Regions from separate parts of the Mus musculus genome. Here region 1 is linked to region 2. Evidence: chromatin loops called from intact Hi-C (ENCODE). Cell type or tissue: left cerebral cortex. All regions are shown on one strand. Region 1 overlaps Gtf2a2 (general transcription factor II A, 2). Region 2 holds the start of Gm39369 (a long non-coding RNA gene).

The links. A loop is a pair of places that touch in the nucleus more often than their neighbours do. Peaks named below come from ENCODE experiments on the same cell type or tissue, not always from the same donor. Only the 100,000 strongest peaks of a DNase experiment are listed, where the experiment ranks them.
Region 1: it touches region 2 in a loop (2.9-fold over the local background); 31 of 42 quality-filtered maps call a loop at or near these places.

The regions. Positions count from the first base shown.
Region 1 is chr9:70,016,140-70,021,139 of GRCm38, forward strand. Gtf2a2 (general transcription factor II A, 2) reads left to right here. Exons shown (of 5, transcript NM_001039519.2): 3 at 680-784; 4 at 3,250-3,376. Among named protein-coding and RNA genes, the nearest start is that of Gtf2a2, 6.1 kb to the left of the region's middle. In left cerebral cortex, a CTCF peak has its summit at 2,930 (motif pointing right); a DNase peak (open chromatin) is centred at 2,895.
Region 2 is chr9:70,081,358-70,086,357 of GRCm38, forward strand. It overlaps Gm39369 (a long non-coding RNA gene), which reads right to left and starts at 1,688. Exons shown (of 3, transcript XR_870892.2): 1 at 1,540-1,688. In left cerebral cortex, a CTCF peak has its summit at 2,943; a DNase peak (open chromatin) is centred at 2,950.

The DNA.
Region 1 (5,000 bases), 65 kb before region 2:
GCTAAAATTAATAAATATTAATGAAAGGGGGGCGGGGAGAGAGAGAAAGAAAGAATGAGAGCGAATGAGAGAGAGAATATTATAGCCTAGAACGTCTGGCCTTCCTGCTGCCACCACCTGCTGGGATTACAGCTGTGCATCACCATGCCTGGCCCCATCTGCTCTGGTGTTATTATATAGACTTTGGTATGGTTTGATTTTGTTCTTTATATATAGGTCTTAAATGTTTTATTAAGAAAAGAAACTTAGCTGGGCAGTGGTGGTGCACAGCTTTAATCTTAGCACTCAGGAGGCAGAACAGGCAGATCTCTATGAGTTCAAGGCAAGCCTGGTTTATAGAATGAATGCTAAAACATCAAGATTATACAGAAAACCCCTGTCTTGAAACAAAACAAAACAAAAAGAAAAAACCTGGCTTCCCATTTGTTGATTATTTTGTTCAGCCACCAAAGGACTAGCAAGTCTTTTCTGGCTTTGCAAACTCACCACAGGTTTCCTTTTCCCGTCAAGATATGGTGTAGTTCTTTCCAGGCTTTGCTTTACCATCCCAGGAGAATAAGGGTTTCCACTGTACAAGTTCTGATTAACTTATGTTAATTTTTAGACTGCAGTCAGTATACTTTATTTGTCTTAATGTTCTTCCCTTAGCGAATTTTATGTTCTTCATTTTTGTTCTCAGTCTCAACAGATCACCCCCCAGCTTGCGCTTCAAGTTCTACTTCAGTTTGATAAAGCTATAAATTCAGCATTGGCTCAGAGAGTCAGGAACAGAGTCAATTTCAGGGTAAGGATGTCTTCCTGCATCTGGAAGTCTGTACTGCTAACTCTGAGAGCGTACGTGGACTTAACTCACCATAGCAAGATTTGGTTAGTCTGGTTTGGGAACTTGTTCTATAATCGTTGTGCTAAGTTCATCCATTCCATGTGTTTCAGAATTGCTTTTAGATTTTAATTTTATTGTTTCACAAATCTTCCTATATATGTTTGGCTTTTTTCCCCTGGAGAATTACTGAGATTTCAAAGGCCTGAAAGTATTAGCTGCAAGATGGAAGGTAAGTGATGAGTCATTCTTAAGTTCAGTTATATGTTTCACACGCTGTCCTTCAGGAAAGGTTGGCTATCTGTAGAGTCTCTGTGTTGCCTCCCATCTACCCTTAGATAGCTTGTCTTATAAAGTCTGTTCTGGTAGCTGGCTGTCTTTTGGATTATCTCTGCTTTGAACAAAATACCATCCTCACTATTATGGTGGTTTATAGTTAAGAACTCATGGCAAATGTGGCAAAACAGTTTACCATGTGAAGTCGCTACAGAAACATTTTGTTGTTACTCTGTTATATTTCTCTAATATCTTACACTGTGTTACAAGGCGCAACCCTACTATAGAAATAAACTTAAAACATATGAAGGCCAATACAGGAAAAGAGTTACTTTACATTTAAGAAAACCTCAGTGTTGAGGCAAGAATATTTTCTTGATAAAGTACAAAGGAATTTTTTTTAAGTATTTAAGTGCCTATTAGGTTGTTTTAGGTACTGAAAATGCAAAGGTAAACTAGATGAGGTCTCTATTTGACTTATATTTTACTCAAGAGATTAAAATATGTGTTTATGTTATTATAAATGTCTTATCAGTTTTACATACTTACAAACTACGTGCATAAATAGTCAAATAAAAAGGTATCAGCCAGGCATAAATGCACAGACCTCTAATCATAGGACTGGGGAGGCAGAGGCAGTTGGGTCTCTGCCTCTGCCTCTCTGCCTCTATGGCCAACCTGGTCTACAGACCGAGTTCTTGGATAGCCAGGGCTCAAAGAAGTGGGGCGGGGGGGGGGGGGGGGTCATGTCTCTAATAGTATAAAATTTGACAAGTGGATGGCTAGAAATGGAGAGACTTTAAAAGGCACATCTAACGGAACTTGACAGCTATGGATATGATAAAATGGAGAGAAAAATTTGGTAATTTTCTAGTTTCTGGCTAAAGTGACACCACAGAGTCACAGAAAAAAACTGATATAGAAATAGAGTTAAAGAATAGGCAACAGTGATACTTCTGAGCCAGTGATAGGATTTGGCTTAATGTTTAAAAAGAAAAAAAAAATCTCTGCTCTTTTATAAGTTTAGAAAATAAACATACAATGAAATATGGAATCTTAAATATTAAATGGAGCCAGGTACATGTGTTTAATTCTAGCACTCTGGAAGCAGATCTCTTTGAGTTGGAAGCCAGTCTGGTCTATATACTGAATTCCAGGACAGTCGAAAACTACATAGTAAAACCCTATCTCAAAAAAGTCGCTGGGCAGTGGTGCACACCTTTAATCCCAGCACTTGGGAGGCAGAGGCAGGCAGATTTCTGAGTTCGAGGCCAGCCTGGTCTACAGAGTGAGTTCCAGGACAGCCAGGGCTACACAGAGAAACCCTGTCTCAAAAAACAAAACAAAACAAACAAACAAAAAAAAAAAACAGAAAGAAAAAAAAAGTCAAAAGTGAGAGCTGTAGAGAAAGTTTAGTAGCTAAGAACACTTATTGCTCTTGCAGAAAATCTGGGTTTGGTTCCCAGCACCTATGTCAGGTGGTCACAACTACCCGTGACTCCAGTTCCAGGGGATTAGAGTCCCCCCTCTACCCCCCCTGGCTGTTAGAGGCATCTGTACAAATGTAGTACATATAAACTCAGGTAAGCATGCACCAAACACATAGACATGTGCAGATGTGTGTGTGTGTATATAAATAAATATATATATATTTAATTCTAATCAAATGGGCAGAATGTAATGATGCACACCTTTAATCCTAACACTTGGGAGAAAGAAGTAGACAGTTTCCAGGACAATAGTGAGTTCCAGGTTAGCCAGGGCTGTGTAGAGAGATCCTTTCTCAGAAGAGAGAACTCAAATGGAATTTTCATAATTTATCCACAAGAGGGCAGTAGACACACAAATTCAAGCTTTCATACACCTTTTCATCTCAGGTAAGTAATTTGTACATTGTTTTAGAGTACTAAAAATAGTCAGCTAGCTAAAATGTTTTTAAACTCTTCCCTAAGCTGACTTATCCAGGTTTTCTCTTGCTTGTTTCTAAGTAGATGAAATTAAGTAAGTAATTAAATAAATTAAGCTAAGCACTAAGCACACTGCTTTTAGCGGCTATATATACTTGGTAGCTGAGCATTCTTGAGTTGCTTTGAAATAAAGCATGAGGGGAAACAATGGCTTCTCATGGCATTTCTCAATGTTTTGTTTTAAAGGGCTCTCTAAATACATACAGATTCTGCGATAATGTTTGGACTTTTGTATTGAATGATGTTGAATTCAGAGAGGTGACAGAACTTATTAAAGTGGATAAAGTGAAAATTGTAGCCTGTGATGGTAAAAGTAAGTGCTCACCTAACTACTGTGAAAGCAGAACTTGTCCAAGTACCTTTTTCTTCTCTTTCTTATCTTGATCTGTCTGAAAACCTTAAGGGAAAGTGGCCAGGAGATCAACCCTCAGATTAAAAACCTAGCTTCAGGATTCTATATGTGTCCTCTCAACTGACCTTTCATCTGTAGCTCAGGTGACACACAGACACTTAACACAGATTAAATTCATGTGCAAAGAGCATAAGCTTTCCTCAGCTTCCTTCTGTTGAGTTGCTTACTTGGAGCAGTCATTAGGCTTCTCGCTGCCACCTTTCTCTTTAAGGAAGTAGTAGTTTTTTTACCATTTATCTTAAAATTTCTGTGTTGCTTGTTAATCCTACACTTTTATACATAAGAAGTTAATTATTTTAAAGCTGATTTAAACTAATCATGAGTCTGGCAGTTATAATGGGAGATACTCATTCCTCTGATTTGCACATTCTAATCAGGAGAATTTTCCACATCAGACTTTGAAGATTTTTCAGGTCCTTGCATTGTTAGAGTGGCACACCTCTGCTTCATGCTCCACGACTGCTTATTTCCTTGTGTGTATTGTTAAATAGGACCGAAGGCCTTCTACTTGCTGTCTTTGTGCTCTAATACCTAGTCAGGCCCCAGCCCATGTTTGATTGTGTATTTAATTTATAACTCAAGCAGTTTGTTTTTAAAGAACCAGTTCCTGGAGTATAAAAGACTGTCCGACTACAAGAAGGGAAGGCAAAGAGAAATGTAGAAAGTAATGTCCCCATTTCTTGTGGATTTTGTTTGGTTTGGTTTTGGTTTTTGAGACAGGATTTCTGTAGCCCTGACTGGCCTGGAACTCACTATGTAAACCAGGCTGTCTTCAGACTTAGAGATTCTCCTGCCTCTGCTTCCTAAGTGCTGGAATTAAAGGCATGTGCCACCCTGCCTAGTTATAGTTTAGATTTCTAAAGAAATACTTAATCACTGAAGAGATGTAGAGAATACAGAAAAATTCCATTTATGACCCATCTCTACAGGTAAGTGTTCACCTTCACAAGTAAAACGATTTTCAAGTATTAGGAATGTATTTTTATGGTAACACATCTGTACACAGAGATATATTTACACATACATTATTTTTCACATAGATTATTCTTTTTAATCTAATTTCTGATATCTACATAAAATTTTCAGCCTTTTTTATTGATTGATTTTGATTTTGATTTTGATTTTTCAAGACTGAGTTCCTCAATGTAGCCCTGGCTGTCCAGGAACTCACTCTGTAGACCAGGCTGGCCTCGAACTCAGAAATCTGCCTGCCTCTGCCTCCCAAGTGCTGGGATATGGAAAGATGTGCTATCACATCTGTTCAGGCCTTTTTTAAAAAGTTCTTCTAGATGACAAAAAGTCTAGGAAATTAGCACCGCTAGTACTGACTGACTCATCAGAGATCTAGCTAGGACTCCTCAGCAGTCGTAGTCCTAGAGACTTCTTTTTGTGGCCAGCATATACTGACTTACGATCTTTTATTTTTGCTAGGAACAATGAACATTTAGATAGATCACCTTTTTTATTTTCCATTTCTACAAAGGTGATACTGTTTCCTGCACTATAAGATAACATTTCTATATTT
Region 2 (5,000 bases):
TCCCAATAGTTCTACCTTCCTCTTGGAATCTTACCCCCAAATACAGACTCTTCAGAAAGATAATTTAATAATATTAGTTTGTTTTGTTTTGTTCTATTATTTTTAAAAATCACATTTTTAAAAGTATTTTATTTTTATGTGTTCTATTTTTTTTATCACATTTTTTAAAGAATTTATTTTATTTTTAAAAATATATTCATTTTTATTCATTTGTATGAGTGTCTTGTCTGCATGCGTGTCTGGGCACCGAGTGCATGTCTAGTGCCTTTGGAGGCCAAAAGAGGCCACTGAGTCCCCTAGAACTTGAGTCACAGGGAATCATGAGCCACCATGTGAGTGCAGAGAACTGAACCCCAGTTCTCAGCAAGAGCGGCAAGTCTTAACTACTGAGCATCTTTCCAGCGCTGGTTTATTTTACTTGTGTGTATGTATCCGAGTGTATGCCATCTTCAATGACCAGAAGGAGGTAGGCTCTCCTGGATCCCGCTGGAGTCACAGCACGTGTGAGACGCTTAATGTGGGTGCTGGGAGCTGAATTTGAGTACTCTCAACCACTGAGCCATCTCTCCAGCCTCCTGAATTACATCTCTCTATTTATTTTGTGTGTATGTGTGTGGGTTTGCATGTGTCATGATGATTCATCTGTGGAGGTCAGAGGATGGTTTGCTGGGGTTGGCTCTTTTCTTCTACCATGTGGGTCCTGGGGATCAAACTCAGGTAGACAGGCTTGGCAGCAGGCACATTTACCTGCAGAGCCATCCCACCACATCCAGTATGTATGTACACACACACACACACACATGCGCGCGCGCACGCATATTTACAAAAATTGTGTGTGAGTGTGTGCCTATTTGTTTATATGAGCACTAATTGCTTGTGGGTGCCTGTGGAGGCCACAGAGGGAATTGGACCCCCCTGGAAATTAGTGTTACAAGCAGTTGTGAGTTGCTGGGAACCAAATATGGGCCCTCTGCAAGAGAAGCAAGCATTCTTTTTGTTTGTTTGTTTGTTTGTTTGTTTTGTTTGTTTGTTTTGTTTTTTCGAGACAGGGCTTCTCTGCATTCTTAAACATTTCAATGCGGGGCCTGAAAGCTGTAGAACCTGTAGGAGCCAGTCCAGAGCAAGGGCGGAGTCGAGATGCGTCTAACCCCCACCCCCACCCCAACTGAGACCGGAAGGAGTAGGACTGCTTCTTCCCTGCTCCAGGCTTGCATGTCCCTGCGCACGCAGTCTTACGCACGACCCCCCACCTCCACCACCCTTGAGAGGTCATGTAGCCTGGTGGCCAGATTACCAGTGAAACTTCCTCTCTCATAAGGACACGTCTATCGAGCATCTGGAATTCCTCTTCACGTAAACCAGACATCCCCAGCAGCTCGACACCAGCCAATAATGTATACTCACCCCGAAAACCACTATTCACCAAGGTTTATATAGCCCTTGTTACCCCCAATAAAGGAGAGCTGTTTCACTGAAAACTGTCTCCAGAGAAAGCTGTTTCTCCTGCACTCACGCAGACCGAGATCCTGTCTAACCCACCAGCCGACTAAGCTGCATTTCTTCCGGTCCAGCCTAGTGTGCAGCAGGGCCTGGGTAACGCGAGGGAAAAAGCAGAGCTGGCTGGCATCAATACATTCTCTCTCTTCATCGTCTTCCAGGGTTTGTACATGACTTCTCCTTTCCTCTCCTTTCCCTTCCTCTAACTCCACCCCCACCCCCACCCCCCACCCCCGGCGCTGGTTAATATTGGCAGTTAGGTAAGTTTACAATCTGCTAGGTTACGAGCCTCTGGTGCTGTTTGTGAGGGATTTTCTAGGTTAAGTAAATCCAGGTGGGAAGAGACACCCTAAGCGTGGCTGGCACATCTCCACGGGCTAGGGTCAGGGACTGAATAAAAACCAAGCTGAGCACCAACGTTCACACACACACACACACACACACACACACACACACACACACACACCCCCGCTTCCTCCTTACTGCAGATGCAGTGTGACCAGCAGCCTCGGGCATCGGCCGCCATGATACTGTGCACCTTTACGGACTGGCTGTGCTTGAACTGCGAACCCAAGTAAACCTCCCCATCTTAAGTTGCTTCTGTTGGGTATTTTGTCAGAGCCACGAATCAAGTAACTAATGCAGTTTAATTAATATTTGTCGTTGGTAAGCAAAGGAATGGATATCATTGTGACGTTTTCATACATCTGCGTCAATATAATCCATTATAATCAAATTCCTTTGCCTCTCCCACCAGCATCCCTGGATCTTCGGCTCCCTCTAGCTGATCCCCACTCCCTCAACAGTCTCCACTTCTATGTTCCTGTCACACACACAGTCCATTACCGGCCCCCAAAAGTCTCCCCATCTTAAAGGTTCTCTCTTCCTTATGTCTTACGATCTTCTTTCTTATTTATTTATTTATTTATTTATTTATTTATTACCGTTGTGTTTGTGCCACAGTGTGTTGGAGTCAGTTCTCACCTTCTACCTTTTATTTGGGTTCGAGGTATGAAACTCAGTTGGGAGAGTTTGTGCAGGAAGGGCCTCCTTAGCCCTCACCTTCTGTGCTCCCCGACTTCTAGTTTTAGGACACACACACACACACACACACACACACACACGTTGTTTTCTTCCAAAAAGTTTACCACCTCCTGCCTGGCCTGGTATTCACTAGTTTGTTTTCTATAACCACCCACCTCCTGTGAGATTCACAGCTCTGTAAGGGGAACTGTTAGTCTGCAGAGCTGGTACTGTCCATAATATAGCGACATCCAGTTTCCTGTACTGCATACTTCCTGGCCCGCTTCTGACTTCTCTGCCATTAGTTTGTTGTTCCAGAGAGAGTTGCGCCCAGCGATTCTTCCAGGCCCCTTCCTTGAGGCAGTAATCAATGGACGCTTTGCTTCTGGGCTCTCCGAATGCAGATTCCTTAGCAGTTCCCATTCTTGCCGTGTGGGGGCAGCAAACACATTTACTTCTCACTCCTCCAAATCCTACAGGTGTCACAGTTCATTGGGATCTTTGTGGTCCAACCTAGTCTCCAGAAAAACTAAATCCAAAGTTATCGAGTAAACAAAGAACGGTAGTTAGGCATAAAAACAGACCAGCGTCTATCCAAACCGGTCAGATATGCCCAAGACAACCTAATCATAATTACTGATTGCTGTACTTAGCCCCAGATTACCACAGAGCTGGGCAGGTCAGGGTTGGTGTAAGAGGCCCTGAACTCAATGCAAAATGCAAAGGAGCCAGATGTCTCAGTCATCAAGCTAAATAACACTGGGCTAAAATGTGTCTAAAATTAAAACCAATCAATAAAATAGCCAGTATTTATAAATTGTTGCGTCAGAGTGTAAAGAAAGGCCTCAGATGACAGACTTTACATATGTATTGAAAAAATATAAAAGCAAAATTCTAGGCCTTTAGGCCCAGGCTTGGGAATGTGACCTCTGTGACTCAATGCTCCAAGGTATGATAATCATAAAACAGATAGACGACGTTCCTCCACCCACCTGCTTCCAGGGTTCAAAGAGTGTTCATTTAAAGAAAGTCACCCTAACCATTGGGGGGGGGACACCCGTTATGCAAATGTGCTATTGTTAGGGGCTCTTAGAAACTGTCTTGAGAGATAACCTGCACAATTACCAGGTATTCCTTGTGACTCTTGTGACTTTGCACTTCCTTGTGACTCTTAACTGGTATCTTGGGTATTTTCCAACAAAGCCCTCCCCACTTCCTTGAGTTGTGGTTTCTTCCTTTAAATACCCACTTACCCAGCTACTCGGGGTGCCACGGTCCTCTACCCCTGCATGGTGTATGACCGTGGGCCCGAGAGCACTCTTGAATTAAAAGTGCTCTTGCAGTTTGCAGCAAGACCGTTTCTCGTGAGTGATTTGGGGTGTCGCCTCTCCTGAGTCAGAACGTGGGGGAGTCCTCACGTTGTGGGTCTTTCAGTATAATGTGTATGAGTGTTTTGTCTGCAGGAATATCTGTGTACCAAAAGTGTATTCTTAATGCTGAACCACCTCTCCAGACCCTGGCCCTTACTTATGATCTGTGTGTGTGTGTGTGTGTGTGTGTGTGTGTGTGTGTGTTTGTGTCATATGCATGAATTACTATACACTAACTGTACAAACCAGTCTGTATCATGAAGTTTTCATGGGTATATAGAATATACTTTATTTATATCCATCCTTCTTTCAACAAGGCTGACCAGGGTCATATGGAATCTCAATGTACTTTTAATTTGCATGTCTCTGGTGGCTAACTGTGGCTATGAACATTTTTCATGACTTTTAACAGCCATTTTTTTTGTACTTATCTTGAAAATTCTATTGAATTTGTTTGATTGATTGGATTACTTGTTCTTTGGGCATTTAAATTTTTTAGTTCATAATTTTCTAAATATTAACTCCCTGTCACATGAATAGTTGACAGGAAAAAAATTTGTCTTATTCTTCAGGCTCCTGACTCTAGTAATTGATTCCCTTATGTACCTATTTCTAACTTGACACAATATCATCTGTCAATAATTTGTTTCTTTTTTATTTACTTACTTATTAATTTTTAGACAAGTTCTCACCACGCACCTCCATCTGGCCTGGAACTTACTTTGTAGAATAGACTTGTCTCAAACTACAGAGGTTCCCCTACCTCTGCCTAATTTGTTCTGGGATTATTGTGTGAAGGATGACATAGGAATTTTGATGAAAATTGCGTTGAACCAATAAGTACCTGGCCTTTTAAAAAACGTTTCCTCTTTTTGGGGGCCAGGTTTAGTAGCAAACATTCACTGGTGGTGAGTTTTTGGCAACTTGATACAAACCAGACTCACTTGGGAAGAAAGAAAGTCATCCCATTATCTAAACAGCAGGTCTGTGCAGCATGATTGATGATGGATGTGGGAGGTTCCTGCTTACTGTGGGTAGAGCCACCCCACCCCTCCGCAGAGTTCCCAGGCTGTATAAAAGAGCAAGCGGGGCAAACTGCTGGAAGCAAGC